Regions from separate parts of the Homo sapiens genome. Here region 2 is linked to region 1. A link is a loop called in an ENCODE intact Hi-C map of the cell type or tissue named here. Cell type or tissue: uterus. All regions are shown on one strand. Each heading gives the region's core, and the rest is flanking DNA. Links, peaks and the distances in the headings are about the cores only. Region 1 overlaps NPHP3-AS1 (NPHP3 antisense RNA 1). Region 2 overlaps CDV3 (CDV3 homolog).

Evidence for each region. A loop is a pair of places that touch in the nucleus more often than their neighbours do. Peaks named below come from ENCODE experiments on the same cell type or tissue, not always from the same donor. Only the 100,000 strongest peaks of a DNase experiment are listed, where the experiment ranks them.
Region 2: a loop joins it to region 1, with 5 times the contacts of the local background. A loop is called at or near these places in 73 of 110 quality-filtered maps.

Annotation. Positions count from the first base shown.
Region 1 is chr3:132,725,394-132,728,178 of GRCh38, forward strand. NPHP3-AS1 (NPHP3 antisense RNA 1) reads left to right here. Exons shown (of 11, transcript NR_002811.2): 2 at 2,100-2,189. Among named protein-coding and RNA genes, the nearest start is that of NPHP3-ACAD11, 4.3 kb to the left of the region's middle. In uterus, for the core only: a CTCF peak has its summit at 1,116 (motif pointing right); no DNase peak of the experiment used is centred there.
Region 2 is chr3:133,577,432-133,580,254 of GRCh38, forward strand. All of the region lies in intron 2 of CDV3 (CDV3 homolog), which reads left to right. Among named protein-coding and RNA genes, the nearest start is that of CDV3, 5.2 kb to the left of the region's middle. In uterus, for the core only: a CTCF peak has its summit at 1,359 (motif pointing left); no DNase peak of the experiment used is centred there.

The DNA.
Region 1 (2,785 bases), core at 1-2,500:
GCCTCCCAAAGTCCTGGATTAGAGGCCTGAGCCACCGCACCCGGCCTGCCATTTTTTTTTAAATGGGATTGGTAGAATAAATATCATTTGGGTAGAGTAGTGTGTATTTGGTCTTCAGACTATGAATCTCACAATCACTTGGGACATTTGGTAAAAATTTGGGGACCTTGACAATTTTGCATGTTTAGTTACTTCCCAGGTGATGCTTATGTACTTTAGGATCTCAGAACACTGAGACTGCATAAAAATTGTGGCTAGGGATGATCTAATTCCTCGCTACTCAAAGCATGGTCCTCAGGCAGTAGCATCAACATCACCCTGAAGCTTGTTAATCAGATTCTCACATGCTATCACTGACCTCCTGAATCACAATTTGCAGATTAAAAAGATCTCCCAGGTGATGTGAATATAGATTAAAATTTGAGAAGCACTACTGTAGAAAAATGGTTCTTAACCTTGGCTGCACATTACCATCACCTGGAGAACTTAAAAAAATAAAGACTGCTGCCTGGGCCTCACCCTAGACCAATTAGATCAGAATTTCCAGGAGTTGAGGTCTGAACATCATTAATTTTTTAAAGCTCCCCAGCGGATTTTAATCAGTAGTCAAGGTTAAAAACCAATGGTTTCACCTCGGCCATCTCATTATTGCCAACATGTGTGTGATCCCCATTGGTAACCATCTCAGTATCTGTTTACATGTATACAGATTCCTCTGTGACCTTTCTTCGCAGTTCATCATAGTGAAGGCAAATGTAATTTTGACTATATCGATAGTATTGTGCTTCAACTTTAGAGATAGACATGGCATCACAAATGGTCATAATGTCCTGATAAAATTTATCACTTTGGAATAAATGACCTGTATAATTGGAAATGCTTCATTGAGTAACAGTCTTTGAAGACAAAGGAACTCTGCAAAAGGAAGGGATTCTAGCTCTCACCAAAATTGCCAACCTTCTCCCAGGCTGTTTAGTCCTGCTCAGTTCTACCAAGTGAACTCTGACTTCTAAAGTCTCCTACTACAAAGTCTGTAAGTATGACCCTAATTTTAGGAACTAATTAACAATAGGGGAAAACTGTGATCAAGCAGCTGTGATTTAACATTTCTACCATTAGGGGTCAGTGTAACTCAGGAAAAAAATAATTTGGCTGTATGTATTAAAAAGGATCACCTTGTGAAGACGACAGTCTGGGTGTTGCCTTCATTAACAGTCATCTACACTGCCTTACTTAGTTCCCATCACAAGTAATAACATGACTCTGGAAATTATTATGAAACAGACAAGAGTAGGATCAGCAAGCTTTTTCTATAAAGGACCAAATAGTAAATATTTCAGTCTTTAGTCTCTGTCACATTACTCAATTCTACCATTATAGCACAAAAGCAGCCCCACACCATACACAAACAAATGGCGTGTCTGCATTCCAGTAAAACTTTATTTTAAAAAACTGGTGACTGGTTGAATTTAGCTCACAGGTTTGCTGACCCCTGAACTGGAGGAGTGGTTCTCAAACCTGGATAATTACCTGGGGAGCTTGTTAAAAATGTAGAGCCATGGACCCCACATCAAGTCCACCGAATCCAAATGTTTTTAAGTAGAGCTCACATATCTGAATTTTTTAAAGTTATCTTTTGATTTAGAAGCAAATACTAATTTAGGAACCATTAGGACAAAATAAAGTTAACTTTACCTCTTAGGAAACCGTAAAGTCCACCTTGTTACAATGTTTTTAGTATCTGAATAACTATCCATGGTATAAAAGATATAAATGTGAAGCTTAGGCTTAGATAATCTCTATAACTACTCTGAAAGTACATCAATGAAAGGCTCATTCCTCTGTAAATGTTTGTATTAAGGCCCTAGTGTTCAGATTATTTTGGCCAGAGAACAACCCAGCCTGTCCTAACAGACAGAGGGGCATACTGAATTAAATTGAACAAGGAAGGAGAAGACATTGATGAAAACAGTAAAGGAGAAGGAAAAGCGATAAGAGAAATGCTGGAGTGCTGTGTAGTATCTCCTAAAAAAATGTCCCAAATGTTCAATAAGTTTACAAATTCTGAAAAACTTGCTGTGACCTATTTTTTTTTTCAGGAATTGGTGAAGAAGAGGAGTTTAGTGCCAAGGTGGGTGCAAGAGTGAAACAAAGGCAACACATCCACATGCACTGGACAGGGAAATGGGGTAAGAATATTTTAAATATGGGGTATCCATTCTTTTATGAAGTATGTGTTCTAACGATAGTGTTTCCCTGGGCTGTTTCCCCTTGGGCTAATCAAATATATGGATATATAGAAGGCCATGCTTTAAGAAGAGCTGCAATGGGTTTTGTTAAGAATACCATAGCCAATATGTTTACCTGTGGTCCTGTATAAAGCATACTGCACATTTGGGATATTTGTTTAACAAATAAAGGGGTTCTATTTCTCCATAACAGCCTCTAGGATGAAAGAAGCCATTTATTTCTTATTTGCTGAGAAATGTCCCTTTGTTTCTCAAATTCAAGGCTATTCTCCGACCTCTCTCCGCCTCTGCCTCATGTTCATCTGTGAAGTTGAATATAATCTTAAATTCTTCTATGGAGCCATCTATCCCAAACCTAGTAACCAGCACCCACTTCAGGTTGTCATTAGTGACTATTATTTTTTCTTACACTCAATGCCCACATGCCAGGATGAAGATGAGGCGCCATATTCAATTAGCTCCTATGAAGGAGAGATGAAGTCTTCACTACTGTATACATTTGAGATGTGCCTTTTCTGACATAAATCAGCCACAGA
Region 2 (2,823 bases), core at 21-2,520, 850 kb after region 1:
CTCACCGCAACCTCAGCCTCCCGGGTTCAAGCGATTCTCCTGCCTCAGCCTTCCGAGTAGCTGGGATTACAGGCATGTGTCACCACGCCTGGCTAATTTTGTGTTTTTAGTAGAGACGGGGTTTCTCCATGTTGTTCAGGCTGGTCTCAAACTCCCGACCTCGGGTGATCCACCCACCTCGGCCTTCCAAAGTGCTGGGATCACAGGCATGAGCCTCTGAGCCCAGCCAGATGTCACATACAATCTTAAAGTTCTTGACCCTGGTCCTTATAGTAGTTAGCATATTAGTTCTTTACCTGTACATTTGAAAGGGGAAATTTTTCATTAGCAGCAAACGTATTATATATTAAGATCCTATTTCACATTTACCAACCAGCTCAAGATTTAAGTACCAAGGTACTTAATGTGCCCAGTTTTGTGTCTGAATTAACAGATCTTATTCAAGGTCATGCTGTTATAGACAGATTCTTGAGAGGGAAGCCATTGAGGTGGTTATAAAGGAGGCTGTCATTTGAGTTAGATCCTTGGTTGTTTGTAGGCCCTGTAGGCCTCTTTCATCTCTATTTTTTCATTTTTTTGAGACAGTCTCACTTTGTCACCCAGGTTGGAATGCAGTGGCATGATCATAGCTCATTGTAGTCTTGAACTCCTGGGCTCAAGTGATCCTCCCACCTCAGCCTCCCGAGTAGCTGGGACTACAGGTGTGAGTTGCCACCCCTGACTAATCTTACTTTTTTTTTCTGTAGATGAGGTCTATTTTACCTAGGCTGGTCTCAAAACTCCTGGCCGCAAGTGATCTCAAAGCAAAGGAATCACACGCATGAGCTGCTAGGCCCAGCCACTTCCATCTTTAAAGTGGATTTTTGGGAGAATGTTAGAAAGATTTAATTCTTGAAGGTATACACTGTTGAGCATTTGTCACGTTTCAGTAAATAATTGAGTTCTTGGAGCCCAGTGGTTTTCTAGAAACTTTGGTGAGAAATCTAGACTTAAACCTTTTAGGTAGAGCTGGTTACATTATCCAAGGTGGATTTATTCTAGCAAATACTTATGTGACTACTCTGCTAGACACTGAGGTTCTCTGGTTGTAGAAATAAGTCATGCTGTAATAGACAACAGTAGATAATTTCAAAGAGATGTGCATGGTGCTCTGGGGCAGAGGAGAGACATTTCATCATCCATGAAGGGGTCAGGAAAGATTCTTTGGATGAGGTGCAGTGCCATTTTAAGCCTCCAGGCCAGGCATAGCTGATCAGGCCATGTGTATCTCCCCATTTTACTGTTGCAGCAATGCTAGGTATAATAGGGACAAACCTGTGGAGATGCCCGGTATTCCAGCAGCTCAATCCAGTCTGATTTTTGTTTTAGCTGCTTCCCCCTAGTGTTGGGGAAGGGGAGTTAGGATGTATAAATTCTCATGTCTCTTGAGGTAAAGAGATAAGGCTGTTCTATTCTTTATAAATATACTGCTGCAGGATGTGTGATCCTATCAGCCTTACTAAAGAAAATGCATTTCTCAAATCTTAGAGAATATTTTTGCATCATACCTTAGAGCTATAAAGGGGATAAAATGAATTAAAAGGTAATGTGAAATAATAGAGCCTCTAGAATCCCACACTATTTTGGCTCTGCTACTTTGTAGCCCTGGGGAAGGTACTTATGTTTCCTCATACATACATACAGTGGGTCTCTTGGCTGCCTTAGTGTTACTGTGAGGTTTAACTTTGTACAGTGGGGTGGAATGCTGCCTGCTGTAGTAGATATTCAGTAAGTCTCCCTTTTGTAGCATCATTATTCTCCTCACCTTACCAGTAGTGCCTTACAGACTTACACATATTTAAGACCGTATATGTGGAATTGTGATGAATTTACAGCAGTATTGTAGTGTTTGTTTATAAAATTTAGCTGATGGGAAGCTATATATTATATTTGGGTCAAACACTGAATTTCAGCCTGTCTCCCATGGAAATAACCGTTTGGAACGTGTTTCTTGTTCTGCTATGACATTTGGAGAGTTGATACTTTCTGAAATATGTAAAGATGAAAAAGTAATAAAATATGTAAATCATTTCTACCCTGCTAACTGGCATTTAGGCAAGCCTCTAAGCATCTCTGGGCTTCAATTCCTTCAATTGTTGGATGAAGAGTGTTTTTGGTTTGTTCGTTCTTTTTTTTTTTTGATAGAGTTTTTGCTTTTGTTACCCAGGCTGGGGTGCAATGGCGCAATCTCCGCTCACTGCAACCTCCACCTCCCAAGTTCAAGCGATTCTCCTGCCTCAGCCTCCCAAGTAGCTGGGATTAGAGGCATGTGCCACCACGCCTAGCTAATTTTTGTATTTTTAGTAGAGACAGTGTTTGACCATGTTGGTCAGGGTGGTCTCGAACTCCTGACCTCCAGTGATCTGCCCGCCTCTGCCTCCCAAGATGCTGGGATTACAGGCATGAGCCACTGCGCCCGGCTGATAAAGAGTCTTGACTAGACAATTTCCACATGTTTAGTTTAGCTAGTATTTCAGAATCTTAACCCAAAATACTTATTTATTTTTATTATTATTATACTTTAAGTTCTAGGGTACATGTACACAACGTGCAGGTTTGTTACATAGGTATATATGTGCCATGGTGGTTTGCTGCACCCATCAACTTGTCATTTACATTAGGTATTTCTCCTAACGCTATCCCTCCCCCAGTCCCCCACCCCCCAACAGGCCCTGGTGTGTGATGTTCCCCTCCCTGTGTCCATTTGTTCTCATTGTTCAACTCCCACTTGTGAGTGAGAACATGCAGTGTTTGGTTTTCTGTCCTTGTGATATTTTGCTGAGA